2 separate regions of the Homo sapiens genome follow, and region 2 is linked to region 1. The links are chromatin loops, found by intact Hi-C in ENCODE. Cell type or tissue: heart left ventricle. All regions are shown on one strand. Each heading gives the region's core, and the rest is flanking DNA. Links, peaks and the distances in the headings are about the cores only.

Region 1 (15,201 bases), core at 4,188-12,187:
TGCCTTCTTCTAGAATAAAGAGAGGAAGTAGAACTTCTGAGTCAAAAGAAAGGCACATTTAAGGTTGTATTAGATTTAAGCAAAACAATTACATTAGATGTCAAATTGACTTCCAGAGAGATTGTATTTATACTCCCCCAAACCCTTGCCATCACTTGATATTATAAATCTTTAACATTTTCGTCGATCCAATGAGAGAAAAAAGGCGTTGCCTTAATGTGCTTTTTCCCATTTATTCCAAGTGAGGTTGAACATCATTTTATGGGTTTGTTGGCCATTTGGCTTTTCTCTTCTGTGAAATGTACATATTATTTGCCCATTGCTATATTTGGTAGCTTGCCTTTTTCTTATTGATTTTTAGGATATCTTTACACATTATAGCTATTACTTCTTTGTCTATTATTAATAAATATATGTGGGAAACATTTTATCTGAATCTGTTGCTTGTCTTTTAATTTTCTTGAGTGTGTCTATTTTGCTTCATGTGATTTCTTTATTTTTATTTTTATTTTTTTAGAGCTGGAGTCTCACTCTGTCACCCAGGCTGGAGTGCAGGCGCCACCTTGGCTCACTGCAACCTCCACGTCCTGGGTTCAAGTGATTCTCTTGTCTCAGCCTCCTGAGTAGCTGGGATTACAGGCGTACATCACCATGCCAGGCTAACTTTTGTATTTTTAGTAGAGATAGGGTTTCACCATGTTGGCCAGGCTAGTCTAGAACTTCTGATCTCAGGTGATCCACCTGCCTCAGCCTCCCAAAATGCTGGGATTACAGGCGTGAGACACTGTGTCCGGCCCAGGTGATTTCCTTTTAATCCAAATTTGCTTTTTTCCAAATGAATATCTGATTGTCCCAGCATTCTTTGTGGAAATACTCATCTATTTCCCAATAATGTGAAATGGCACTCTTACCATGTAGTAAAATTTCCCATCTGCATGGATCTATTCCTGGACTTTAAACTTTCCTTTATCACTCCATTTAAAGTCTGTTTCTTATAAACAGGATTAAGATAGGTTTTTGTGGCTGTGCTGCGTGGTGGCTCATGCCTGTAATCCTAGCACTTTGGGAGGCCAAGGCGGGTGGATCACCTGAGGTCAAGAGTTCAAGACCAACCTGGCCAACATGGTTAAATGTCGTCTCTACTAAAAATTCAAAAATTAGCCGGGCGTGGTGGCACGTGCTTGTAGTCCCAGCTACTTAGGAGGCTGAGGCAGGAGAATCGCTTGAACCTCGGGAGGCGGAGGTTGCAGTGAGCGGAGATCACACCACTGCGTTCCAGCCTGGGTGACAGCACGAGACTCCGTCTCAGAAAAAAAAAGATAGATTTTTGGTTTTTTAGCCCAGTCTATATTCTGCCTTTTAAAGAGAGAATTCAGTTCATTCTCTGTGTACACAGAGATAGTGTACAACAATAGTGTACAACTGTTGTATTTCATTTTATTCCTTCCAGCTTATGTTTCTAATGATTTTTTTTCTTAATTTTAGTGGCTTGCTCAGGTTGCTTTCCACCCTTATTAATGTGGACATTTTCATTCCGCGAATGGTTATATCACCTTTCCTTTCCTGGTGTTCATAATCAAACTCTATTTCTTTAGTATTATAGGGATACGAGATATGATTTCTCCACTCAGACACTATTCTCTGACTATTCCTCCCCTTCAGGTGTTTCTTTCCTCCACCAATGAGACATTCAGAATACCGTTACTTTCCCCATTTTCTTCCTGTCACCCCAATTAGTCTGTGGGATGCTTTTACTCCCCACGCCCTGTTGCCAGCGTCTAGGTGCAGCTGAAACCGCTTAGCACTTTTCTTTCTAAATCCTGTCTCTACTGAAAATACAAAATCAGGCAGGTGTGGTGGCGCATGCCTGTAATCCCTGCTGCTCAGGAGGTTGAGAATTTCCTTTGCAGTGTTTCACTTCTATTTCAAGAATCCTTATTCAGTGTTACACATTTCCAGACAGTCTGTCATTATCCATTTATATTTAATAATACATATGTATATATCAATACATACATAAATACATATATATACACACACATATGTGGGTATATATGGTTAAATATGTATGTATATCTACACATATATAGTTAAGCGTGATTTATCATTCACTTCTGTTTCCTCTTTTCTTCTCTGTTAGAATTCATTGGATTTTGGTTGAAGTCTTTTTTTTCTTTTTTTTCTGAGATGACCTAAATGATCCACCCGCCTTGGCCTCCCAAAGTCCTGCGATTATAGGGCGTGAGCCACTGCGCCGGGCTTATTTTGGTTGAGGTCTTTAAAACTCTTTTCTTCAGAGACTGCATGTGAGCGATGTAATTTTTGAATCCTTGCATACGTGTGTGTCTGTGTGTGTGTGTTTCACTCCTGTGGGTGAATGATGGCTTGGCTAGGTACACAATTCCAAGGCTGCAGTCTTTATAACCCGTGAGTCTGTATCTGTCAGGCCGCTGTCTTTTGTCCCTGTTGTCCTCTTTGATTCAGTTATTGGTCCCCTGTTAGGTCTCCTAAATCTGCCCTGCAAATGGCTCCCATTTTCCCCGACAGTTTCTACCCCTCTGCATTTTGCTCTGTGGTTTGCAGTATTCCTCACATTCATCCGTCAAGCCACGAATTCAAGCCTTATCTCTGGCTATCTTTCCACTTAAATTATCCATTTCACTTTTTGGTTAAATAAGAATGTTTTGACCAGGCACGGTGGCTCACGCCTGTAATCCCAGCACTTTGGGAGGCCGAGGCAGGTGGATCACTTGAGGTCAGGAGTTCAAGACCAGCCTGGCCAACGTGGTGAAAACCCATCTCTACTAAAGATACAAAATCAGCCAGGTGTGGTGGCACACGCCTGTAATACCAGCTACTCAGGAGGCTGAGGCAGGAGAATCACTTGAACTCAGGAGGCGGAGGCTGCAGTGAGCCGAGAGCGAGCCACTGCACTCCAGCCTGGGAAACAGAGTAAGACTCTGTCTCAAAAAAAAAGAATGTTTTGAAGTTTCAGGCCATATTCGTTGAGTTCTTCTGCTGTTGTTATTGTTGCACTGTGCTCTGTCTCCCCGGAAGCCCGTTCTGGAATTTTGGTGCATTCCTCCCTTTGCGCCTTCGGCCTCCTTGGTATGTTGTTTCCTTTCTTTGCCTGACCCCTGTGGCTCAGCAGCTAGAAAACCACAGGTTGTGGAGGGGCCTCGGTGCTGTCGGTCCCTGGAGGTCCAGGTAAGAGCAGGCAGACCAGTAGGCATTCCCTATTGAGCAAGAGGAGCTGCCCCTGGGTCTCACAGCTCACCTGTTCAGTTCCTCCTTAGCTTTTTGGGGGCTGAGGAGACAAGTATGTGTATGTGGCCAGAGCGGTACTTCCCTTAGAATCTCGTCCAGGCTCTCTTAGAGGGGAGGAAGCCCCACTTCACCACCCAGCATATTTCCTTCAGGCTCTTGCCTACCTGCTGGCCGCAGTAACAAGTTGGCTTGGAAGAGGTGGTGGGTAGTGTCTGGAATGGTATGTTATGTGGAGGGAAGGCAGACACATTAAGCTGCTGCTGTCCCAGAATCCCCGTGTCTTCACACTCTATTCAGGTTTTCCGATCTCTAGAGTCAGGTAGTCCCTGAATCACTACCTCAGAGCTGTTTCATTTGTTTTTTGAGACAGAGTCTCACTGTGTCGCCTGGGCTGGAGTGCCGTGGCGTGATCTTCTTGGCTCACTGCAGCCTCTGCCTCCCGGGTTCGAGCGATTCTCCTGCCTCAGCCTCCCAAGTAGCTGGGATTACAGGTGCCTATCACACCTGGCTAATTTTTGTATGTTTAGAAGAGATGGGGTTTCACCATGTTGACCAGGCTGGTCCTGAACCCCTAGTCTCAAGTGATCCACCCGCCTCGTCCTCCTGAAGTGCTGGGATTACAGTCGTGAGTCACCGCTCCCGGCCTAAAATTTTTAATTGAGGTAAAATAGATATAAAATGTACCATCTTACCCATTTTAGGGATATGGTTCAGTAGTGTTAATTGCACTCACAGTGTTCTGCAACCATCTCCAGAACTATTTTTATCTTATAAAGTTGAAACTACAGCCATTAAACAACACATCCCCCTTCCTCCCTCCCCAGCCCCTGGCAACCGCCATTCTACATTCTGTCTCCAGGAATTTGACTATTGTAACTACTTCCTGTGAGTGGAATCATACAGTATTTGCCTTTTGTGACTGGCGTATTTCACTTAGCGCAACGCCCTCGAGTTTCGTCCATGCTGCAGCATGTGTTGGAATTTCCCTCCTCTCTAAGGCTAAAGAGTGTTCCACTGTGCACACCACATTGTGTTTACCTGTTCGTCTGTCGACGGATACTTACGTGGCTTCCAGCTTTTGGCTGTTGTGAATAACGCCATCACCCAGCTCCAGCGATTATCAACTCAGAGCCAATCCTGCTGCAGCGGTAACCCCACTCACTTCCCATTTCATATTATTTTGAAGTAAATCTGAATGAGGTATTTTACCATTATCTTTTCTGTTTGGTTGAAGATCACTCCCGTGGAGAATCAGAGCCCGAAACTAACAAATACTATTCCGCCCCAAATTGTTTAAATGTGTTTGGCATGAAGACGGAAGGCAGAGGAGGTGGGAGGCTGCCACAATAAGAAAGGGTGGATGAGGAAGGAGAAGTGGGTCAGAGAGCAGCTAAGACTTATCCCGAGGACGTGAGCTTCTGCTCTCCCTCGGTGCCACCTCTTTCCCCCTCAAACCTAGTCCTCGGGTTCTTGAAGCAGGGAAGACTCCAAAGATTCCAGACCACTGCAACCATCCTAGTTTTAGGGTCCCTAGTTTTAGGGCCCTGCCCAGAGACATCGCCAACATCTCACTGGCCAGAACTATGTCACATGGCCATCCCTAGCTGCCAGGGAGGCTGGGAAGTTAAGTACTTCAGCTTTCTAGACTCTGTGGTCATGATGGCAAGGGCAAGGGGCTGAAGTGGGTGTTGAGAGAGCCAACCAAGGTATCTGCCACGCGATGGCTCAGAGCCTGGGAACCATGACAATTTCTGTGAGCCGTGGCAGTTTGAGGCCTACAGTTCACTCTATGTCATTAATTGACTCTGTGTGTGTGTGTGTGTGTGTGTGTGTGTGTGTGTGCATGAGAGAGAGACAGAGAGAGAGAGAGGATAATTTGTGAGTGAACCCTTTGTTCTTCATCCCTTCTCCATCTTGTGCTCCCCCCATAGCCTAGGAACTTCCCCAGGTTCATGGATTTCTTGACCACTCACCGTCTGTAGACACCGTCTTCAGACACCATCTCAGCACTGAAGACACACTGTGAACAAGGCATGTGTGTAGCCCCAGCCCCCATGAAGCTTACAGTCTAGCAGGAAGGACAGCATTTTAAAAGTTGCTAAATGATAGGGACTTGTCCATGAAACTGAATTGAATCTGGTTTAGCTGGTCAACAAAGAGAGTCTAATTTGCCATTAGACTACCATTTTGGTAATCGCTAGTTCTGAATGTCTGGCATGTAGTAGGCCCTCAGAAAATATCTGCTGGGGCCGGGCGTGGTGGCTCACGCCTTTAATCCCAGCACTTTGGGAGGCAGAGGCGGGCAGATCACGAGGTCAGGAGTTGGAGACCAGCCTGATCAACATGGTGAAACCCCGTCTGTACTAAAAATACAAAAATTAGCTGGGCGTGGTGGTGCATGTCTGTAATCCCAGCTACTCAGGAGGCTGAGGCAGGAGAATAGCTTGAACCCAGGAGACGGACGTTGCAGTGAGCCAAGATCATGCCACTGCACTGAAGCCTGGAGTGAGACTGTGTCTCAAAATATATATGTATATATATATGCTGAAGATAGATATTTGAGTTTCTATTTGATATCCCTGCCTGGAGTTATCGGCTCTCTCAGGTCAGAGGGCATGGCGGATTTATTTTCGTGTCCTCAGTGTCTAGCTCAGTACTGGCACACAGTAGGAACTCGGGAAGTATTTGAAGAATGGAACGGAATCCCGTTTATGTCATCTATAAAGACCATCAACTTGGCAATTGGGCCAAAATCCTTTTTGGGTGTGTGCTCTCTGGGTCACTGTGGTACAATCAGAGCAATGAGTTATTTTAAACCTCATAAACTTTTTTTGTGTGTGAAGCCACAGTCTCATCCTGGCACAAAATACACACATCTTGTTCCCATGAGGTCATGGCCAGGGGAGATTAACTCAGAGAGCCTCGGCAGGTTTCCATATCTGTGAGTGTGGCAGCACGCTGCACTGCCTGGCTTTCCTCCATGCTGCCCTGCCCCCGCTGTGTCTGCAGGAGCAATGATTGAGGATGAGACCTCTTTCTCCACTGAAGGAAGGAGTGGGGCATTCACAGAGGAATGAACTGAGTGTCTTTCTTCCCTTTTTCTTTTTACCTTGTTTCCGAAATTTTCTCTGACCTGAGACCTGAAAGGCACATGCACGCCTCCTAATTGCTGTTGCCCCGGACGAGGAGTCTTCGGTGGACTCTTGCCTCTGTTCTTAGGCCTTGAGGTCAAGTCTGGTGGAAAAGTGCTCTGCCATGATGATGTGTAGAATGTCGGTTTTATCCCAATTCAAAAGAAACACAGCATAATAGAATTTTCTCAACTATGAATTTTTCTCTTACATGTTTTTCTTAAGCTCTTAATGGATTTCTTTTGACCACTGGTGAGCTGCAGGCACAGCAAGTGAACTATTTTGCCGAAGCTCCAGAGACATGACCGTGGGCCTGCGCTACCTGGACTGATTGGAACAGCATTGCTGCTGGTCATGCTCAGAAGCCACCTGCTGCCTGGAAGGCAGGGAAGGGAGGTCAGCTTGACCTGCTGCTTAATTGTGTCCAGATGTCTCTATACTCTGATCCACCTACAGAAAAGGACACTCAAATGTGAAAAGAACATCTCTACTTGACTCAGAATGTTTCTTCAGAGTGACAGTGACAGTGACAGTGAGGTGACAGTGACTGACAGGGAGGCGAGCAGGCTGGCTGGGAGCCTGGCAGTCCTAAGTTCTTATCTTAGCTCTTCTACTCACTAACTGTAACTTCGGGCAAGTTAACCTCTATGAGCCTCAGTTTCTTCATCTGTAAAATGGGGAGGTGACTGTTAGAGTTTTTGGTAGGATGGACTAAGCAGATACATGAAGAGTGGCTGGCAGGACCCCTGATTCAAGAGAAATGGCCGTGATTATGACTCTGATTCATATTGTATTGGTTGCTAGGTGGCTATTTTGTGGGGAGAGGGTGTAACTTGATCACAGGTATGTACGGCCAGAAGCACTGGCTCCAGCTGTCCTTTCAAAAGCTCTCAGGTTATGGAGTCGTACATTGTTCTACTTACTGTATCCTCATTAATTCTTGATCCATCCCTCAGCCCTTCTTCCCACTCACTTAGATAAAGCAGAGACCTGTGGTTTTCCTGCTGGCATTTTGTTCAGACACTGGTTTCTGAAGGTCTTTCCTGCCACTTGGAAGGATGGAGGAATACAAGGACTGAGAATGTTTGACTCCTTGGAGGGAGACACAGGGTTTCACGGGATTAGCTGACACAGCATGTAATCACCTTTCTGCTGCTCCCTAAGGCGGGGGGTGGGGGGTCTATTACTGTTGCTTCTTAAGTAAGCTTAGATGGAGCCTGGCTTCGCAGGCCCAGAATCCACTGCTGGACACTTTCCCTCCCTGGCCATGGCTTCTTGTGGCCAGAGGGGAATTCCCAGCAAAACTGTTGAGCCAACCTGGCACATGGACCCAGCCTAGCAGTCCACCCTACTCTGTTCTGTGGAGTCCGGGGAGGGTCTTGTTCTTGCTGGACATTTCCCCTGGGCACTTTATTCAAGAATGAAGGAACGAGAGACAGAGAGCTGAGTCTGAGAGGCAGAGAGAATCAAAGAGACAGAGACTGAAAGAGACATGCACACAGACAGAAAGAGACAGCGGTACAGAGAGAAACTAAGAGGCAGTCTGAGAGACAAGGAGACAGAGACAAGGAGACGACGACTGAAGGAGAGACACACAGAGAGACAGGGGGACAGACAGACGTGTGGGCAGAGGGAGCAAGCGAGAGACAGAGAGAGCAGAGTGTTAAAGGGACAGAAAGAAACAGAGAGAGACTGAAAGCAGAGAAAGAGAGACAGAGAGAAACAAACACACAGTGAGACAGAAACAGACACACACAGACAGGACAGAGAAGTAAACATAGAGGAATACACAGGCAGGCATGCAGAGAGATGGAGACGAAATCACACAGAGGCAGAGCTATAGACGGAGAGACGAGACACATTCAGAGAGAGAAAAAGCAAAGAGTTTCGGGGGAGATGAGGCTAAAGAGAAATGCCGGACTTGGCGGGAGACAGGACAAAGCAGTGGCTCAGCTGGGGACACGCACCGTTTGCACCAGAAGTCTTCACGCTCAAGTAGTTTCTTAGCTCTCAGCAGACAGCTGAGGATCGTCTCCAGACGACACGCTTCGGGAAGTGGGCCGGGCAGACTTACAGGGACAGCTGGGCTTCAGCTGTGGTTTACGGCGGCCAGCCTTTTAATCCAGGGCCAGGCCCGCAGGCAAGCTGGGGAGCTCAAGAGGCTCCCCCCGTAGCTCCCCGCTCCCAGGACCACGATAGGGACCCTGTGGGTCCTGTGGCCAGGGCAGACCCAGTTGAGGGGGAGGAGTATCCAAGCGCAGATACTCAGCCTGCAGGAGGCCTGGGGTCTGCAATCCACGGCAGCCCACACAGCCTTGGCTGTGGATGTAGGCCTCTGCTGTCATTTCAGGAATATGGGGAGCAGCCAGCCCCATTTCCTAAGCAACACCCCTGTCCTCACCACTCGCATGCCCACATACACACACGCACTTTCTAGTCTGCTGGGGGAATGGCTCCTTTTAGGCAGAGAGGGCTTAGTAACTGGAGTCAGCCATCGTAGAATCTCTGTTTCCCAACACAGCAGGAAAGTCAGGTGGAGAAATGTTCACCTGAGAAATCCTATCTGGTGTTCAGCGTGGTACTTCTGAAGGCCTGCAGAGGTGTGGGCTCTAAGCAGGAGAGTCAACCTTAAACTCCTAAGATGCGAGGGGCCCTGAGCCCGGAGCCTCGGCCTTGCTCCTGGCTCCTCCTGGCTCCCTGGCCTGTTCCGTGTTCTCCAAGTGCCTGCCTGTTTCTCTCTATGTTCTGATGACTGCTAAGGCTACCCTTCCTCCATCCTTGCTCTGCATCACTCACGGCATTTGCCCACTCGTACCCCAAGACATTGCAGGAGCTTGTCGTTGTCATTTCCCCTGGGACCTACCGAGGGTCACCAACTCTCTTGCTGACCAGACCTAGAGCCCAAGAGAGGCATCAAGCCTTGCCCTGAGATAGGATGTACTACCATCTCTCTGTTGAAAAGGGAGGTGATATCTAAAAAATGCTGCCCTTTTGACCCTGGGACCTCACAGTAGACATTACAATACAAACAAAGCCATTGGAGAAATCAAAGCTCATCCTTGGATAAGGAAACTGGGTCTGGATAATCTTGCAAGATAATTGCATTCCTGTGCCTGTCCTCTCTGCCCACAAGAGTCAACATGGGGCCAGGTGTTGCCTCATGCCTGGAATCCCAGCACTTTGGGAGGCTGAGGCAGGCGGATCACCTGAGGTCAAGAGTTTGAGACAAGCCTGGCCAACATGGTGAAACCCTGTCTCTACTAAAAATACAAAAAAAATATAGCCAGTTGTGGTGGCAGGTGCCTGTAATTTCAGCTACTCAGGAGGCTGAGGCAGGAGAGTCACTTGAACCCGGGAGGTGGAGGTTGTAGTGAGCTGAGATCGCACCACTGCACCCCAGCCTGAGCAACAAGAGGGAGACTCTGTCTCAAAAAAAAAAAAAAAGACTCCACAAGGTCCAAAGGAGCTCACTGTTGTCAGTTCACCCAAGTGTGAGCCCTGTGTGGAACCAGGGTGTAGCATGACGGCTGGATCAGTTCACCCAAGTGTGAGCCCTGTGTGGAACCAGGGTGTAGCGTGACGGCTGGATCAGTTCACCCAAGTGTGAGCCCTGTGTGGAACCAGGGTGTAGCGTGACGGCTGGATCAAGTGCAGAGTGTGGGGACCGGTCAGAGAGCTGGCACTGAGTGAGTCTTTGTCAGCAGGTTGGCGTGGAGCCCTCCTTGATTCTAACAGTCTCACTTTCTGTTTCCATCGTACTTTCGTTTGCAAAGCTCTTTCCCCCTCATCATCGTATTCCATTCTCCCCACGACTCTTAGGAGACGGGCAACCCGACTTTCCCCGCACAGGGAGAGAAAGTGAAGAACACAGAGGTGGGTGGGTAGCCTCTTCAAGGACACAGGGTGAATAGTGCCAGAGCCAGGACCCCAACCTAGATCTTCTGGATTAAAAAACCAGGGGCACTTTCTACTCGATTCGGCTTTTATAGGTGAGACACTGACCAGTTCCTGCCAGAATCCTATCTTCCATCATTTATTTCCTCTGAAAAGGAAAACCCAAAGCGGCAGGCAAGATATTGCGTGTTATGCCTCAGGGGGTTGGACAGTCCTAGAATTACCTGGAACACTTACTTCCAGCATGAGGGTTCCTCATGTAGCTATCGCACCTCCCAGCCCTTCAGCTGCATACCTGCAGGCCACCTGCTCCACACACAAGCCATGAAAAGGCATGCTGTGATCTGAACTGTATGTCTCCCCAAAATTCACAGGGGGAAACCTAATGAGCAAGGTGATGGTATTAGAAGGTGGGACCTTTGAGAAGTGAGGTCATGAGGTCATGAGGGGAGCCCTCATGGATGAGATGAGTCCCTTATAGAAGAGACTCCAGAGTGCTAGTGAGCCCCTGTGACCCTGTGAGTTTCCAGTGAGAAGGAAGTGGGCCCTCGTCAGACACTGACTCTGCAGGCACCTAGATCTCGGACTTCCCAGCCTTTGAAACTGTGAGAAATAAATGTCTGCTGTTTACAAGCTACTCCGTTTAGTGCATTTTGTTAGAGCAGCTCAAAGGGACTAAGACAAGGTGCAAATGCTCAACCACAGAATGAGCACGACCATAGCACAGGCTCCCGGGCGGCACAGGGGAGATGGGGGAGAAGGGCAATTTGTTATGTCTTGTTGCTGGTTATTGCTGATCTACAGGAAGGCAGCTGCTCCGAGCCATGTATCTTAGATACGGCCCTTTGATGGAATTTCATTAATATCAGCAAGTGTTTTCAGTTGATTATCTGGGAATTTCTAATGATAATTTTTTCTCCTTTTGAATAATTCTACTTCTTATTTCTATTTTATTGCATGAATCAGATCTTCCCAATATTAAATAATAGTAGTAATGGTAGAGATTTTTATTCCTGATTTTAACAAGACTGTGTCTAATGTTTCAGCTTCTGAGATCAGACAAGATTGGGCACCTTCAGGGTGGTATGGCCCTATGTCTAATATTTTCTTTTCTTTTCTTTTTTGTTTTTGTTTTTTGAGACGGAGTCTCACTCTGTCACCAGGCTGGAGTGCAGTGGCGCGATCTCAGCTCACTGCAAACTCTGCCTCCCGGGTTCAAGCGATCCTCCTGCCTCAGCCTCCCAAGTAGCTGGGACTACAGGCGCACGCCACCATGCCCAGCTAATTTTTTGTATTTTTAGTAGAGACGGGGTTTCACCATGTTGGCCAGGATGTTCTTGATTTCTTGACCTCATGATCTGGCCACCTCAGTCTCCCGAAGTGCTGGGATTACAGGCATGAGCCACTGTGCCCGGCCATGTCTAATATTTTCTAATTAAGTATTATATTTGTCACTATCATGAGTTGCATTTGGTTGTGGTAAGGAAAAATCTTTCTATTCCTAGTTTAAATTTTCTTTAACAAATCAGGAATGAACATTTTCTGATAAAGATTTAGCAGCTGCAGGCTGGGTGCGGTCTCAAAAAAATTACAGGCTCACGCCTGTAATCCCAGCACTTTGGGAGGCCAAGGTGGGCGGACCATGAGGTCAGGAGATTGAGACCATCCTGGCTAACATGGTGAAACCCGTCTCTACTAAAAATACAAAAAATTAGCCGGGTGTGGTGGTGGGCACCTGTAGTCCCAGCTATTTGGGAGGCTGAAGCAGGAGAATGGCGTGAACCTGGGAGGCGGAGCTTGCAGTGAGCAGAAATCGCGCCTCTGCACTCCAGCCTGGGCAACAGAGAGAGACTCCATCTCAAAAAAAAAAAAAAAAAAAAAAAGATTTAGCCGCTGCAAAGTGCGTTGAGTCAGGGGAATGGATCAAGAAGGATTCCTGTTGGAGTGGTGTAGTAGAGTGGTTGTTAGTGCAAACATGTAGATTTGGCAGCCTTTGCATGAGAGACCTGGGGGAGGCACAGCTCTGCTGTTCATTACCTGAGAGACCTTGGGAATTCACTTAACTTCTCTGAGCCATCTTCACCTCATCTAGAGAAGCAGGGCCTTTACTTGCTAGTTTTGTGAGGATGAAGTGAGGTTGTGTATGTGAAGTACTGAGATAGCCAGTCTCCAAGACGGTCCTCAACAATCTCTGTCTCCTGTATTTACACCCTTATGGGATCTCCTCCTGTATGATATTAGGATTGGTCTGTGTAACCAATAGAATCCAGCAACTGTGATGATATGTCACTTCCAAGGCTAGGTCGTAAAATAGCATTGAGGCTTCCTGTTTGGTCACTCTCTTTCTTGGATCACGTGTTCGTGGGGATCACTTGGATCATGTGTTGTGAGCAGTCCTATGGAGAGGTTCACGCAGTAAGGAACAGAGGCCTCCTGCCAACAGCCATGTGTGAGCCATTTTACAAGTGGCTCCTCCAGCCCATCAAGTCTTCAGAAGACTGCAGCTTCTCAGATGACACTTTGACTGCAACCTCAGAGACCCTAAGCCAGAACCGCCTAGCTAAGTCACTCCTGACCTTCAGAAACTATGTGACATAATACATGTGATATGGTTTGGCTGTGTCCCCACCCAAATCTCATCTTGAATTGTAACTCCCACAATTCCCATGTGTCGTGGGAGGAACTCCGTGGGAGGTAATTGAATTATGGGGATGAGATCAGATGTTTTTTTAAAAATGGGAGTTTCACTGCGCAAGCTCTCTTTTTGCCTGCTGCCATCCATATAAGATATGACTTGCTCCTCCTTGCCTTCTGCCATGATTGTGAGGCTTCCCCAGCCATGTGGAACTGTGAGTCCAAATAAACCTCTTTCTTTTGTTAATTGCCCAGTCTTGGATATGTCTTTATCAGCAGTGTGAAAACAGACTAATACAGTAAATTGATACCAAGAGTGGGGTGCTGCTGAAAAGATACCCAAAAATGTGGAAGTGACTTTGGAACCGGTTAACAAGCAGAGGTTGGAACAGTTTAGAGGGCTCAGAAGAAGAGAGGAAAATGTGGGAAAGTTTGGAACTTCCTAGAGACTGTCGAATGGCTTTGACAAAAATGCTGATAGTGATACGAACAATAAGGTCTAGGCTGAGGTGGTCTCAGAAGGAGATGAGGAACTTGTTGGGAACTGGAGTAAATATGACTCTTCTATGTTTTAGCAAAGTGACTGGCAGCATTTTGCCCTGGCCCTAGAGATTTGTGGAAACTTGAACTTGAGAGAGATGACTTAGGGTATGTGGCAGAAGAAATTTCTAAGCAGCAAAGCATTCAAGATGTGACTCGGGTGCTGTTAAAGGCATTCAGTTTTATAAGGGAAGTAGAGCATAAAAGTTCAGAAAATTTGCAGCCTGACAATGTGATAGAAAAGAAAAACCCATTTTCTGAGGAGAAATTCAAGCTGGCTGCAGAAAGTAATGAGGAGCTGAATATTAATCCCCAAGACAATGGGGAAAATGTCTCCAGGGCATGTAAGAGGTTTTCACGGCAGCCCTCCCATCACAAGCCCAGAGGCCTAGGAGGAAAAAATGGTTTCATAAGCCAGGCCCAGGGTCTCTGTGCTGTGTGCAGCCTAGAGACTGACTAAAAGGGGCCAAAGTACAGCTTGGGCCATGGCTTCAGAGGGCGCAAGCCTCAAATCTTGGCAGCTTCCACATGGTGTTGGGCCTGTAAGTGCACAGACGTCAAGAATTGAGGTTTAGGAACCTCTCTCTGCCTGGATTTCAGAGGAGGTATGGAAACACCTGGATGCCCAGGTAGGAGTTTGCTGCAGGGGTGGGGTCCTCATGGAGAACCTCTGCTAGGGTAGTGCAGAAGGAAAATGTGGCGTTAGAGGTCCCACACAGAGTCTCTACTGGGCCACCACCTAGTGGAGCTGTGAAAAGGGAGGCACCATCCTCCAGATCCCAAAATGGTAGATCCACCAACAGCTTGCAACGTGTGCCTGGAAAAGCCACAGACACTCAACAACAGTCTGTGAAAGCAGCCAGGAGGTAGGCTGTACCCTGCAGAGCCACAGAGGCGGAGCTGCCCAAGACCATGGGAACCCATCTCTTGTATCAATGTGACCCAGATGCAAGACACAGAGTCAAATGAGATCATTCTGGAGCTTTAAGATTTGACTGCCTTGCTGGATTTTGGTCTTGCATGGGACCTGTAGCCCCTTTGTTTCGGCCAATTTCTCTCATTTGGAATGGCTGTATTTACCCAATGCCTATACCCCCATTTTATCTAGGAAGTAACTAACTTGTTTTTAATTTTACAGGCTAATAGGTGGAAGGGACTTGCCTTGTCTCAGATGAGATGTTGGACTGTGGACTTTTGAGTTAATGCTGAAATGAGTTAAGACTTTGGGGGACTGTTGGGAAGGCATGATTGGTTTTGAAATGTGAGGATATGAGATTTGGGAGGGGCCAGGGTGGAATGATATAGTTTGGCTGTGTCCCCACCCAAATCTTATCTTGAATTGTAACCCCCACAATTTCCGTGTGTCGTGGGGGAAACCCAGTGGGAAGTGAGTGAATTATGGGGGTGGGTCTTTCCTGCACTGTTCGTGATAGTGAATGAGTCTCACAAGATCTGATGGTTTTAAAAAAATGGGAGTTTCCCTGCACAAGCTCTCTCTCTTTGCCTGCCACCATCCCCATAAGATGTGACTTGCTCCTCCTTGCCTTCCACCATGATTGTGAGGCTTCCCTAGCCACGTGGAACTGTGAATCCAATTAAACCTCTTTCTTTGGTAAATTGCCCAGTCTCAGGTATGTCTTTATCAGCAGCATGAAAATGAACTAATGCAACATGTTTATTGTTTTAAAGCTGCTAAGTTTGGGGGTATCTTGTTACACAGCATTAGATGACTAAT
Region 2 (15,201 bases), core at 4,012-12,011, 81 kb after region 1:
ATGATTCTGTAATGGAAAAAAATCTCAAGTCTTCAATATTTGTCTTTACGAGGACTCCCCTGATCAGCTCCTGTGAGCAGGGCCCCATCCCTTGCTGTCAGTATCAGCCTCCAGGAACCTGCTGTAAGTTTAAATGGGCCCTCCAGTTCTCAAGAGGTTGCTGTCCACTTTCCCAGCCCTGGGACCCTCGCATATGGCTGTCGGTGACTTGTGCAGGAATTTAGTTCTGTCGCCATCTCACCGCAAGAAAGAATGTCCTAACTGTCCAGCAGATGCTGGTTGTCCCCACTCGGAGACAATGATGGACTGGGTAATTCTGTAATTGGGCTAGACCTGCTGCCGACCCACTCTCTGGGCCCCATGGCTCAATGTTGGCTAAGGGAGTAGTGGATTCTGCTTCCACCTTAGTGAGGGCCAAAGATGCTGGAGAAGGAGGTAGGTACCAAGAATCATAGAACAAAGGTGCTTATTAGACAAGGAAGAGATTGCTCCACGTGACTCCAGTGGGCTTGGAATGGGCCTGGGTGGCAGCTGAAATGTGACAGATGCCAGGCAAGCTTTCCAGCTTCACAGAGATCTGACTTAGCCTTCCAGCTGATGCACACGCAGGGGAAGCCAGGGCTGTGGCAGGAAAAGGGGCGTTCCCAGGGTGTGGCAACTAGTGCGGCTTGGGGACAGGGCTGTTCACAGCTATGCTGCTTGAGAGAGCAGGGCTCACTGAGCAAGGAGAAGGGCGGTGGCTACAACCAGCCACATTGAAAAGACGCTTGCTTCTCCTAAATCACAAACTTTCCCTCAACACTGGCGGGAAGCTGTTTATATTTCCCAGCAAAAGACTGAGCAGAGTTTAAGATGAACAACAGATTGCAAACTTTCCTTCTCTTTGAGTGGTGATGGAGGTGGGAGGGGATAGAGACGTGTGGAAACACACAGAGATACAGCCATGATGAATCAGTTTGTCTGCGAAGTATTTGACCACACACATTAAACAAATTGGAAATTAGCAGTCAGCTCTAACATCTCTTTATACCCAAGTGACAAAACTCAGACAATTAAGCTTCTGTTTCTCTGACGTTTTAACAGCAGGAAATAAAAATCTAGCAATAATAGACAGCAAATTCCTTCTTTTGTCTGGAGGGCAGGGGAATGGGGAATAAAAATATATCTTGTACCTTCATCATTTAATAGATTTTAGTGGAATTACCAGGCCAGAAAGTATCCTATTACATGGAAAGAAACAGACTGGGTTTCCAGTTTATTACTAACTTAGGGATCGCTGCATGATTTGAGCTGATGTTTTCTTTTTCTTTTTTCTTTCTCCTTTTTTAATGAAAACGAAAGTCCTTTGTGTGCAGTCTCTCTGAACTTTCAGAACAATGTAAGAACTTTAAGAACAATGTTCTTAAGTCACACGATTCCTTCGGGGACACACGAAGCGCACTTCTAAACCCATAATCCTGGGCTATAAAAAGGATCTGGGGCGGGTGATCAAAGGTGAACTGCCCATTTACAACCTCTCTTTCAAGCCCCCTTCCCATCTCCCTGACAGTTTTATAGAAGTCCTTCTCTTTTGCTCCAACCCAGATCAAAGACTTGGATAGAGGGGTCTCCCCACCCTCCTGCCTGGCATGGAAGGAAGGGATTACCCCCGAAATTAGAAACCCCAGTGCAGTGGGCTTACCCTCCTACCTGGGGGATAGGGGGTGAGACCTGGAGCCTCTCTTGTCAATAGGAACAGACCAGGACAAAGATGGGATAAACTCAGGGTGCCCCGCTCTGTTCTGGCAGCAGAGGAGACAAACTTGCTCTCTCTTCCCTTCAGCCTTCAAAAGAGAAATTCTCTGATCTTCTGTGCACAGGTTTTAGTTAACATCTACAAGTTGCTAGGATCATGTTTATGTTATCAGTAAACCTTCCCTTCCCTCCCACCCAAGTAATAGTCCCCATCCAGAGCATCAGAAGCTCCCCCTAAACTCTGAGTCTGAGATATCGGGGAGCTGAGGGAGGCGGGAAGAAGCTGCAAGGTGTGTGGCATCAATTCAGGTCACAGCCTCATCCATTTGTTCATTTGTTCTCAATACGACTCCCTACTTTTGCCTGGACATGCTGGGATCTGCTTAGGACTTGGGGGTGAAGGTACATTTCCTGGGAATACTTATTCGAGGGCTGGAAGTGCCTCAGTCCCCAGAGACTCCCCACCTAGTCCTGAAAGGAGACACCAAGAGTTAGGTAGGAGCAGGAGCACCAGGAAGCCGCCATTACTCTGAGACTCTCCAGGCCTACTTCCCTCTTCTATTCAGCATGGACCCAGCACACTAGTTAGTGCAGACCCTCCATGACAGGGTGTTCACAGAGATGAAACACACAAGCTCTCCAAATCCTGGCATCTTCTCCTTTGAAGGGACTTGAAAAATTATCTAAGACTCTCCCACTGTGGTATAAAAGAATCTTAAACAGAGAAGCAGCACAATCCCAGTTCACCCAGAGTCACCTGCTCAAGCCACATCCTGAAGCCAGATACCCTGACTCAGCAGGACCTCTGCGGCCAGGCGCGGTAGCTCATGCCTGTAATCCCAGCACTTTGGGAGCCCAAGGCAAGCAGATCACGAGGTCAGGAGAACAAAACTTTCCTGGCCAACACGGTGAAACCCCATCTCTACTAAAAATACACAAAAAAATTAGTGAGGTGTGGTGGCAAGCGCCTGTAATCCCAGCTACTTGGGAGGCTGAGGCAGGAGAATCACTTGAACCTGGGAGGCGGAGGTTGCAGTGAGCCAAGATCGTGTCACTGCACTCCAGCCTGGGCGACAGAGCAAGACTCTGTCTCAAAAAAAAAAAAAAGAAAAAGAAAAAGAAAAGAAAAAAAGAAAAAAGAAGGCCCTCTGCTACCCCAACTGCTGCCTTAGGTCTCCACATACGTTGCCCCACAAAGGAAATTCGGCTCCTAGAGAGCTTCGTCCCTCTGGGGCTGCTAGGGAACTCATTTGACGTTCTCTCTGTCACTTGTAGGAAATGTTACAAAATTGTGTTTGCATTGAAGCTTTTCTTTCTTCCAGACGTATTGTGTCATCATCTAGTAGGCTAACTAGTTGTTTTAACAGATGATATTATGGTTTGAAAGTGGATTATGCCTGTTCTTTCCCTGTTCTTCTACACACAGTCAAACGGGTCTTTTTGATGATTTATCTTTAGCTTCCCTCAACCCTTGAAACGTCAACCTTCTCTATGCTTTTGATTTCCTCTGAGATTCGTAAGAGTTTGTGACATTCTTCTGTATACACCCTTGATTTTGTGCCCCTCCTTCCATCTTTGTGTGTGTTCTCTTCAAATTGGCGCTCATCAGCAGAAATGCTGTTTTCTTTGGATGTCTCTTTTCTTCCTCATTAGGATCATTTGCAATTTTAGGTTCTGAATTTTATTTTTAGAGCCATCCTTTCTTAGCCATACTCCCTTTCAGAGGTTCTCACTATGAGATCATCTGTTTTGAATGTTTTGAAATCTGCTTTCCTCAAGTCTGTAAGTCTGAAGACACACATCCTGCTTTAATAGGATGGACACTGGCCCAAGCTGTTATTATTTTCACATAACTCACAGTTCTTTGCTGGTCCTCTTGCTGTTACTTGTTTCTTTCAAGTGATGAAAATTATAATCAGGCTACTTAAAACTTTACCAAGTGCTCTGCTTTTTAAAGAAATAGGAGGCTTATAGGCTTCCACACAATGTATTTTTTTAAGTCAACATTTGTCATTGTATTTTGCCGTGATGCTAGTTTCCAAAGATGTCTGCAACAACAACTCCCATCCAATGTTATCTTCTAACTATGTGACTCTGACATTTCTCCCCTCAAAATGTGGGATCTCCACTCCCACCTCCTAGGGTGGGCAGGCTTGTGACTGTGGCAGAAGGAATGCCATGCAACTTTCAAGGCTGGATCATGAAAAGTGATGCAGCTTCTATCTGGCTCTTTCTGGGGATGCTTGTTCTTAGAACCCAGCAGCCACGCTATGGGGAAGACCCATTAGGTCATGTGAGAAATTACATGAAGAAGTCAAATGTAGGTATTCTGGATGATGGCCCAAGCGAGGTCCCAGCGAACAGTCACACCAGAGCGAGACATATGAGCGGAAGGCAGCCCCCAGATTATTCCAGCCCTCAGCCACACCCAACTGAGGTCCCAGATATTGTGGGGCAAAGACAAGCCATCTCTGCTTTGGCCTGTCTGAATTCCTGATCCACAGAAACCATGAAAGATAATAAAATGATTTTTTTAAACCACTGAGTTTTTTGAGATGATTTGTAATGCAGCAATGGAGAACTCATGCAATAATTAAAACCCATTAACTAAGAAATAAAAATTAAGACTCATTACGGATACATCATCTATACTCTTCTTCTGATTGATTGGTTCTTAATTTACTCCCATTCCAAAATTCTATCCCTGTAATTCAGTTCCAATTCCACCAGACGGAAGGGCAGCCATGACTGCATTGGTCCCAGTCATTGGACAGAGACAGGACAAATTGGAATCACTTACTCTTGGCTATAAAAGCAATTAGATCATCCTTGCTTAGTATACTGTGTGAACTTTTAAAAGAGCAAAATTAAAACATCTCTCACATACTTCTGTAGCTGATTAACATAACACAATTCTAGCAGACCCCCTATTGGAAAATATTCCTTCATTTTCCAACTTCTTGAGTCAGAGAGCATTTAGTTGCAATGAACAGAACTCATTCAAGCTAACATAAGCAAAAAAGAACATTGATTAGAAATAGAGGGATCTGGTGGAGCCCCAAGACAGGAAATGAGGCCAGGCTTCATAGGAATTAATGCCAGAAACTGCAAAGCTGACAAGAGCCAGACTGGCTTGTCTCTCCAAATCTCTTTCTCTCTAGAGCTATATTGTCTTTTATTTCTGGCTCTCTAAGGCACATGCCTTCTCAATCTCTCTCTCTCTCTCCAGAGAACAGTTTAGCATGTGGTATGTGATTAAGGGCAGTCTCCAAGCCAGGGTGCTAAATGCCAGCCCCACGACTTAGTTATTGGTGACTCTGGGCAAGTTCCTTAAGCTTCTGTTCTTCAGTTTCCTCATTTGTAAAGTGGGAATAAAGATAACAATGGTACTTTTACCTCATAAGATTGTTGTGAGATTGAATCAATATATGTAAAGTTCTTTGAACAGTGCCAGGCACGTTGCAAGCGTTTGCTTTCATTATTATCTTTCTTTGCTCACTTAACCATGTCTGAACATGGGTGCCTTGATACTAGCTTTTTATCTGTCTCAGTCTGTTTGTGCAGCTGTGACAAAATATCTTAGACTGGGTAATGTGTAAATAATAGGAATTTGTTTCTCACAGTTCTAGAGGCTGGGAAGTTCAAGATCAAGATGTCAGCAGATTAAGTGTCAGGTGAGGGCTCACTCTCTGCTTCCAAGATGAAGCCTTGTTGCGTGGTGGAAGGCAGCAAAAGCGATGAACTGTGTTCTTATACAGCAGAAGAGATGGAGGGGCAAAAAGGGATTAGGGTGCCCTCTTCAACCTCTTTGATGAGAGCATTAATCCCATTCATGAGAGTAGAATACTCATGACTTAATCACTTCCCAAAAGACCCTACCTCTTAATACGATCGCGTTGGGTATTAGATCTGAACAGTTGAGTTTTGGAGGTACACATACATTCAAACCATAGCAATAACCAACCCATAGTTCAAGTGCTTATCAGAAACCTAAGTTTCCAGCCGGGCACGGTGGCTCATGCCTGTAATCCCAGCACTTTGGGAGACCAAGGCTGGTGGATCATGAGGTCAGGAGTTCAAGACCAGCCTGGCCAACATGGTGAAACCCTGTCTCTACTCAAAATACAAAAATTAGCCAGGTGTGGTGGTGCATGCCTGCAATCCCAGCTACTCAGGAGGCTGAGGCAGGAGAATGACTTGAACCTGGGAGACAGAGATTGCGGTGAGCAGAGCTTAGATTGTGCCACTGCACTTCAGCCTGGATGACAGAGCGAGACTCCATCTCAAAAAAAAAAAAAAAAAAAAATCTAAGTTTCCGCGACCCAAATTTACATTCCTAGGTCAGAACGTGTCTGACTGGACCAGCTGGAGTTACGTGCCTGCCCACGATCTAATCAGCTGTGGCAGACGGTTAAGGGAGTGAGTGCTGAGGGGACTCAGCAGGGAGACAGGGAGTTGATTCTCTGAGAAGGGGCTGTGGGCTGGGCTGGGAAGAGGGCTTGCCCGCCACTACTCCCACCTCCATTTTCACATACGGCAGCTCTGCTATGTCAAACCTCAGCTTTAGCTCCCTGCTAAGCAGAAACTCTTCCTATTATTGACTGACCCAAACAGCATGAAGAAGGTGTCTTCCTTTAGCCAACGAGCACTTCTCTCTCCACATAACTCTCTCCACGTAACTAGTCTCCTCTCTCCACATAACTAGTCTCCTCTCTCCACATAACTCTCTCCACATAACTAGTCTCCTCTCTCCACATAACTAGTCTCCTCCCTCCACATAACTAGTCTTCTCTCTCCACATAACTAGTCTCCTCCCTCCACATAACTAGTCTCCTCTCTCCACATAACTCTCTCCACTTAACTAGTCTCCTCTCTCCACATAGTCTCCTGTCTCCGCTTGGCAATGAGGGCTCTAGTCCTCTGAGAAGCCAAAACACAAGTATCTCTTTATACTAGAAGATGACTTTTACAAATCTTCCCCTAGATTTTCCCCTCAGAAGTCAGCAAATTGTCCCTCTCACAGGGAAGACAAAAGGAAGAATCACTTCAGATCCCTCCCATTTGGTATTGTACTTTTTTTTTTTTTTTAATGGAGTCTCACTCTGTCGTGCAGGCTGGAATGCAGTGGTGCGATCTCAGCTCACTGCAACCTCTGCCTCCCAGGTTCAAGCAATTCTCCTGCCTCAGCCTCCCAAGTAGCTGGGATTACAGGCACGCGCCTCCATGCCCAGCTAGGTATTGTGCACTTAAGCTACTGATATTACACGTGGTGACTGTTAACTTGTTGAGTCTCCCACCAGTAATAGCAACTTCGAGAAACAACACTTAAAGTTATTGATCTCACCATACAGAAAAAGCAAATTAAGCAGAATGTTGAACAGAATGTGAATTGGCTAATCAAAAGGATAATGAGGTTTAAGGGAATACGGTGCCTTTCATTTCTATATATTATTCCAATCTCTATTCGATGCGGCCATTTGGGGTAAAATGCTATGAAACAGCATATTTCAAACCCTGTTCTTCAGAAATACTTGAATGTCACGGACAAATCGATAGCTCTTTAAATCACAGAGCTGCGCTCATTAGTGGTCCTCCCTTGGGGAGGAGATGGCTGCATCTGCCTACTCGGCGGGAATAGGCCAGCCTCCAAACTGGCATGAGCTGACCTTTCCTTGGGCTTGTTACTCTCTTATTGGTGATTCTTTCTGTAAAGTCTCAGAAACCTTAGTTTGCAATTGCCAATATGCTTGTTGTTTTAGGGTGTCACCATTAGACTGAGTGTCTGAGCAAGGCTATTAAGCATTGTGTATTCCTGAGAGGATCCTTTCAGAGAAAACAAGAGGTTGTTTTACGGGGAAATGACCCATGGCTCAGTATTAGCTCCATTAAATGACAGACAAGAAAGGAGGTATAATGTTCCCATCAAGTAGAATGAGAAGATTGCTCCCAACTTGTGGTCCCTGTTTCCTATATCCAATGCCCTCATTTCCTTTCCTCTGATTCCTCCTTTAGTGAATTGATTGCTTCCCCCATTTTTCTTCATGGAAATTGCTCTCTATGCAAGGTTATCAGACTTATTTGCAGTTTGAGCCAAAGAAGCAACATCTTTCACTCCATCCACTTCTACTGGAAGTAGACTGGACTATCTTAATCCAATATAATAGAAGCTTAAGAGAAAACAAGCGTGGCCTGTTATTAAATTATTGCCAAATACTTTACAAACTGTAAATGTCAGAAAAAACTACACACAAAAGCTCTAAGGCATGTGGAGACAAGTAATACAATTTACTTCAATAATAAGTATAGAGTTACTTATGCTCAACTCAGAAGCCCACAAGAAGTATATTTTTTGCCGAACTTCGCTGACCAACTCCTCCAAAGGGGCCACTCAACTTCTCTCTAGCCCATCACTCTATTTTAATTTTTTGCATAGCACTTACCACTCTGATATTTTTATAGTTCATGTTTATATTTGTTTTTTACTTATTTATTGTTTATATTTTCTACTAGAATGTAGTCCTTTTCTGTCTCTCTCTCTTACCACTGTATTCTCAATGCCTAGAACAGAGCCTAGTATATAGTAGGCACTCAATAAATACTTGTTGCATTAATGCACCGCCGAGTGCTGGGCCTCCTGGCTTCACCACCAGCTCCTAAAGAGAGTATCTTCCATCTTCCTTCCCCTCTTTAGCGTGGAGCCCTGCTGGCTCTTCATAATCCGTGTCTGGGGTTAGAGTGGAGCCCTGCTGGCTCTTCATAATCCGTGTCTGGGGTTACAGTGGAGCCCTGCTGGCTCTTCATAATCCGTGTCTGGGGTTACAGTGGAGCCCTGCTGGCCCTCCATAATCCGTGTCTGGGGTTGGAGTGGAGCCCTGCTGGCTCTCCATAATCCGTGTCTGGGGTTGGAGTGGAGCCCTGTTGGCTCTCCATAATCCATGTCTGGGGTTACAGTGGAGCCCTGCTGGCCCTCCATAATCCATGTCTGGGGTTGGAGTGGAGCCCTGTTGGCCCTCCATAATCCATGTCTGGGGTTAGAGTGGAGCCCTGCTGGCTCTTCATAATCCATGTCTAGGGTTAGAGTGGAGCCCTGCTGGCTCTTCATAATCCGTGTCTGGGGTTAGAGTGGAGCCCTGCTGGCTCTCCATAATCCATGTCTGGGATTAGAGTGGAGCCCTGCTGGCCCTCCATAATCCGTGTCTGGGGTTAGAGTGGAGCCCTGCTGGCCCTCCATAATCCGTGTCTGGGGTTAGAGTGGAGCCCTGCTGGCCCTCCATAATCCGTGTCTGGGGTTAGAGTGGAGCCCTGCTGGCTCTCCATAATCCGTGTCTGGGGTTGGAGTGGAGCTCTGTTGGCTCTCCATAATCCATGTCTGGGGTTAGAGTGGAGCCCTGCTGGCTCTTCATAATCCGTGTCTGGGGTTACAGTGGAGCCCTGCTGGCTCTTCATAATCCGTGTCTGGGGTTACAGTGGAGCCCTGCTGGCTCTTCATAATCCGTGTCTGGGGTTAGAGTGGAGCCCTGCTGGCTCTTCATAATCTGTGTCTGGGGTTAGAGTGGAGCCCTGCTGGCCCTCCATAATCCGTGTCTGGGGTTAGAGTGGAGCCCTGCTGGCTCTTCATAATCCGTGTATGGGGTTAGAGTGGAGCCCTGCTGGCCCTCCATAATCCGTGTCTGGGGTTAGAGTGGAGCCCTGCTGGCTCTCCATAATCCGTGTCTGGGGTTGGAGTGGAGCCCTGTTGGCTCTCCATAATCCATGTCTGGGGTTAGAGTGGAGCCCTGCTGGCTCTCCATAATCCATGTCTGGGGTTGGAGTGGAGCCCTGTTGGCTCTTCATAATCCGTGTCTGGGGTTACAGTGGAGCCCTGCTGGCTCTCCATAATCCGTGTCTGGGGTTGGAGTGGAGCCCTCTTGGCTCTCCATAATCCGTGTCTGGGGTTAGAGTGGAGCCCTGCTGGCTCTCCATAATCCGTGTCTGGGGTTGGAGTGGAGCCCTGTTGGCTCTCCATAATCCATGTCTGGGGTTAGAGTGGAGCCCTGCTGGCTCTTCATAATCCGTGTCTGGGGTTAGAGTGGAGCCCTGCTGGCTCTTCATAATCCGTGTCTGGGGTTACAGTGGAGCCCTGCTGGCTCTTCATAATCCGTGTCTGGGGTTACAGTGGAGCCCTGCTGGCTCTTCATAATCCGTGTCTGGGGTTACAGTGGAGCCCTGCTGGCTCTTCATAATCCGTGTCTGGGGTTACAGTGGAGCCCTGCTGGCCCTCCATAATCCGTGTCTGGGGTTGGAGTGGAGCCCTGCTGGCTCTCCATAATCCGTGTCTGGGGTTGGAGTGGAGCCCTGTTGGCTCTCCATAATCCATGTCTGGGGTTACAGTGGAGCCCTGCTGGCCCTCCATAATCCATGTCTGGGGTTGGAGTGGAGCCCTGCTGGCCCTCCATAATCCATGTCTGGGGTTGGAGTGGAGCCCTGTTGGCCCTCCATAATCCATGTCTGGGGTTAGAGTGGAGCCCTGCTGGCTCTTCATAATCCATGTCTAGGGTTAGAGTGGAGCCCTGCTGGCTCTTCATAATCCGTGTCTGGGGTTAGAGTGGAGCCCTGCTGGCTCTCCATAATCCATGTCTGGGATTAGAGTGGAGCCCTGCTGGCCCTCCATAATCCGTGTCTGGGGTTAGAGTGGAGCCCTGCTGGCCCTCCATAATCCGTGTCTGGGGTTAGAGTGGAGCCCTGCTGGCCCTCCATAATCCGTGTCTGGGGTTAGAGTGGAGCCCTGCTGGCTCTCCATAATCCGTGTCTGGGGTTGGAGTGGAGCTCTGTTGGCTCTCCATAATCCATGTCTGGGGTTAGAGTGGAGCCCTGCTGGCTCTTCATAATCCGTGTCTGGGGTTAGAGTGGAGCCCTGCTGGCTCTTCATAATCCGTGTCTGGGGTTACAGTGGAGCCCTGCTGGCTCTTCATAATCCGTGTCTGGGGTTAGAGTGGAGCCCTGCTGGCTCTTCATAATCTGTGTCTGGGGTTAGAGTGGAGCCCTGCTGGCCCTCCATAATCCGTGTCTGGGGTTAGAGTGGAGCCCTGCTGGCTCTTCATAATCCGTGTATGGGGTTAGAGTGGAGCCCTGCTGGCCCTCCATAATCCGTGTCTGGGGTTAGAGTGGAGCCCTGCTGGCTCTTCATAATCCGTGTCTGGGGTTACAGTGGAGCCCTGCTGGCTCTCCATAATCCATGTCTGGGGCTGTTTGAGCTCTAGCTGTATCTTAAGCTGTAGCTGTAGCTGTTGCTGCTGCTGTCAATGATGAAGCATCATTGCTGCTGTCAATGATGAAGCTGGGAAAAGGGGAGGTGAGCTCTGGGTTTTCAAAAGCCATTTTTGTCTTTTTGGCAAACGCTGAAAGAGTCAAGTTTTGCTATGGACTTGTTTTCTCTTTAAAAACCAGTCAGGCATGTAGGGGGCAAATCCACGCATCAGCCTCATGTGCACTGAACTCCGAGGAGCAGCCAGGAACGAGGCCTGGTGTGTGGTGAGCAATTAGAGCTACAATTCTAGCAGCAGAGCATACAAAACCAAACCAGATCACCTCCAAACCTCCATATGCCTGACATCCAGTCTTGAAATCCTAGTCATTTTAGTCATCTGTGACTTCTTCAATCCCCGTTCAATTTGCATCTCATTCAAAGCACACCAAGTCCTCTTGCGTCAGCTGTTGCACTGCACCATGCAAGCATTTACAATTCCTGCTGCACCTCCGTTCCTGGTTTACATTTATCACAGTTCATAGAATGTTAGTTCCTTGGGGGCTGAGACCATGTCTTATCATTTGTTTTCCCCTTCCCCAGTATAGTGACTTTCATAGAGTAGAAATTAAAAATATATATTATCTGCCTAACATTTATGTCTTCCTAGACAACAATACTCATCTGGAGAAAGACTAGGAATCATACATAAATGTAAAACATAATGGAGCTATTCGGGAGATAGTAAAGGAGTGCAATTGTGTCTTTATTTCCTGTTTGTTTGGCATCTCCCATACCAAAAGACTGGGGGCCCCACCTCATGATTTCTTCCATAGTTTAGAGAAGATGCCTGCTTTTCTTGTGGCCAAGCCATGAGGGTCACTGCCCTATGGACGATGGAAGACATAACAGAAAGCAAAGAGGTGAGAGCCTCCCCTTCTTGCTCCAGTGGACACTGCGAGAAGGAAAAGAGAGAAATAGGGGAAGGAAACAGACCTGAGATTTTTGGCCCCCCAGCCCCACCCCCAAGCTTGAAATCCAAGACTGTGGATTAGGATTAGGGGTTGTTAGGTAGTCTTGGGGGAAAGCAAAAGCAAAGATTTTTTTTTTTTTTAACACGCCTTCCATTCCACGGTGGCATTTGTGAGATCAGCTTGCAGGCCCCACCACTAAGAGGGGGTAGCCATACTAAGAGTGAAAAATGCTCACATACGGTGGTGAGGCGGGGAGAGGCCTGTGTCAATGCTCCCGCAAGGGAGCATAGGTTCCCTATGGAAGAGCCCAGAGGTTCCTATGTACCCCTTGGGACATAGAGATGGTCATTGAGGCAAAAGCCAATGGGCCTCACATGCGGGATCCACGTTGAGGAATAGGGTGGTCTTAGGCTGGAGGGGTATGTAGCTGAGACTCAGAAGGTGTTGAGTCAGCAAGGGGGTGCGCTAGGCACTGACTGAACCACAAGGTCCACTGTGGAAATCATAAACCAATCAAATACCTGGCCAGCAACAGGAACCCACAAAGACCCAGAGGCCAGCACAGGACAAGCAAGAACTCCAAGGCTACTCCCCATCCACCCTGCTGCCATCTTGGGGAAGAACAGGGGGACGGGAGAGAAATCAGCACTTCTGAGCATTTGCCCCAGTGAGCCTCTCAAAACTGAAGTCAAATGAGTTACTGTTCATTGTCAAGTGCTCATGATCTTTACTTGCACTGTACAACAGGGAGAGGACTCTCAAGAAAGATTAGGCCAGTCATAGAACAACCTCCACATACTCTTTTTCACCTCTGAGCAGTTGTACATAAATTTGCCACTGCATTACATATCTTTATCAAGTATTTGGTCTTTCTTTATCTAAGAGTTCCTTAAAATATGGTCTAGTGTTATGACTACTCGTGACACCAAATAATTGGGGTGTCTTCAGAACTAAAAATTGATATCTAGTCTGGGTGGCTCACACCTGTAATTCCAGCACCGTGGGAGGCCAAGGTGGGCAGATCACTTGAGGTCAGGAGTTCGAGACCAGCCTGGCCAACATAGTGAAACTCCATCTCTACTAAAAATACAAGAAGTAGCCAGGCATGGTGGCCCGCTGTAATCCCAGCTACTTGGGAGGCTGAGGCAAGAGAATCACTTGAACCTGGGAGGTGGAGGTTGCAGCAAGCCGAGATCACACCACTGTACTCCAGCCTGGGTGACAGAGAAAGACTCTGTCTCAAAAAACAAACAAACAAACAAACCAAAAAGATATCGAGCAAATGGATGTGGTTCCAAGATAACAAGAAGTTTGAAAGAATACTTCAGCGTATGACATCATAAGAAGACAGGACATCTCGCTGCTTGACTTAGGCAAAGTCATGGTGGGGGTCCCCATGTGTAATGCACTAAGTCCCCTCAGGGATGTCTTCCACCCTCTTACTGTCCCCTGTGAATTGCAGCAAGATGGGTTCTAGAGAGAAAAGGAGGGCAAGGTGGCCTGGAAAGACAGGGAGCTCAGACAGAAGGGCAAGCTGATAAATACACCTATTTATCACTGCACAATCCTTGGTCTTTCTCGTCCTATTGATTTTCATGCTTTGCTGTATATGCTGCTGTGTCGGAAGGAATGCGTGTACTTGCAAACAACCTTGCAATGGAGTGATCACAGCTTCAGCAAAAGGCTTCAGGCAAAACCTCCCCTAACCCTAACTCGGCCTCTAGTCCCATTTTTCCACCACTGTGTGTGTTAGAAGGGGATGGGCCCTGTCTCCAGATCTTCAGTCATCATTATCTGGAAGGCCAGGTCTTTGCACATACCCATCTTGGAATCCTTGAGCTATTTCCCCTTATGTTTGATGAGTGAGTGAATGCATGAAAGGATGCATGCCAGCCTGGGCAACATGAGGAAGCCCCATCTCTACCAAAAACACACAAAAAATAGCCTGGCATGGTGGCACACTCCTGCGGTTGCAGCTACTTAGGGGGCTGAGGTGGAAGGATAGCTTGAGCCCGGGAAGCGGAGGTTGCAGTGAGCTGACATCACACCACTGTGCTCCAGCCTAGGTGACAAAGTGAGACCCTGTCTGAAAGAAAGAAAGGAAGAAGGAAGGAAGGAAGGAAAAGAAAGAAAAAGAAAAAAGAAAGGATACATGAGTGAGTCTAGGCAGAGGTGGTAGCCTACAGTTCTTAGAAAAAAAGAAATCCTTGTGGGCTTGATTTGACAGGGGAAAGGGTGAGAGGCATAGCAATCTGCCATAGAAGAGATTTGTTGGTTCCTGTCTTCTCCTAGCCTAAGAAGCAGATCTGGGGAAGACCTAGAGGACTCTGGGGTAGCCTGTGATCCTGTGTGACCATGAGAGCTCCAGGGTAGCCCAGAATTACTCCTGATCAAGAGAAGCCCCAAGAATTTGAGGTGGTTTCAGGGCAAATCAAGTTACTTCAAAGCACTCGGCTTCCACTTACTTGATAAAAACCTCAGAGGATTGTGTGACTGAGAGGAGGGTCAGGAGAGGTCAGGAGAGGAGGGGAGACCCTGCATACCGAGAACAGTTGTTTCCATGAAGGAGGCTAGCAGGGTATGAACATTTCTTAGGAGAAAATGTATCTGAGAACGAACAGGGGAGAGAGGTGAGAGGTGAAGGCTGGGAGCTAGAGAGGCAAGAGGGGCTGGTGGAGGGTTGGGATCAGAAAGGGGCATAGTTAAAGTGGGGAGGGAGAAGGCAGATGGCAAAGGAATACCAAAGCCTTTGCAAAAACACAGATGTGAAGAACCAAAAGATGGCCAGGTGCGGTGGCTCATGCCTGTAATCCCAGCACTGTGGGAGGTCGAGATGGAAGGATGACTTGTGCCCAGGAGTACAAGACCAGCCTGGGCAACATAGTGAGACCCCCATCTCTACAAAAAAATTAAAAAATTAGCTAGCTGTGGTGGCGCATGCCTGTAGAATCAGCTACTTGGGAGTCTGAGGTGGGAGAATTGCTTGACCAGGGAGGTCAAGGCTGCAATGAGCTGTAATTGCCCCACTGCACTCCAGCCTGGGTGACACAGAAAAATCCTGTCTGAAAAAAAAAAAACAAAACAACTCAGAAGGCCTTAAATCTCCAACACTACTCCCTACCTCACTCCACCTGTCTTTTAACAAGAAAATGGAGGCTTTGAGAGTTTCAACCAGTAGTTCAGCATCACACAAGCCATGGAGACAGGTCAGGGTCCAGGCCAGGACCACTGGCTCCTGGTGTAGAGCTCCTTGAGTCTTGTGCAACACCT

What was found. Peaks named below come from ENCODE experiments on the same cell type or tissue, not always from the same donor. Only the 100,000 strongest peaks of a DNase experiment are listed, where the experiment ranks them.
Region 2: it touches region 1 in a loop (2.0-fold over the local background); 3 of 110 quality-filtered maps call a loop at or near these places.

The regions. Positions count from the first base shown.
Region 1 is chr3:197,346,423-197,361,623 of GRCh38, forward strand. No RefSeq gene overlaps it. Among named protein-coding and RNA genes, the nearest start is that of DLG1, 55 kb to the left of the region's middle. In heart left ventricle, for the core only: no CTCF peak of the experiment used is centred there; DNase peaks (open chromatin) are centred at 4,958, 6,239, 8,469 and 10,059; H3K4me3 peaks cover 1,722 bases; H3K27ac peaks cover 4,210 bases.
Region 2 is chr3:197,427,668-197,442,868 of GRCh38, forward strand. The region is part of intron 3 of LOC105374308 (a long non-coding RNA gene); the gene reads right to left. Among named protein-coding and RNA genes, the nearest start is that of LINC02012, 74 kb to the right of the region's middle. In heart left ventricle, for the core only: no CTCF peak of the experiment used is centred there; no DNase peak of the experiment used is centred there; H3K27ac peaks cover 1,587 bases.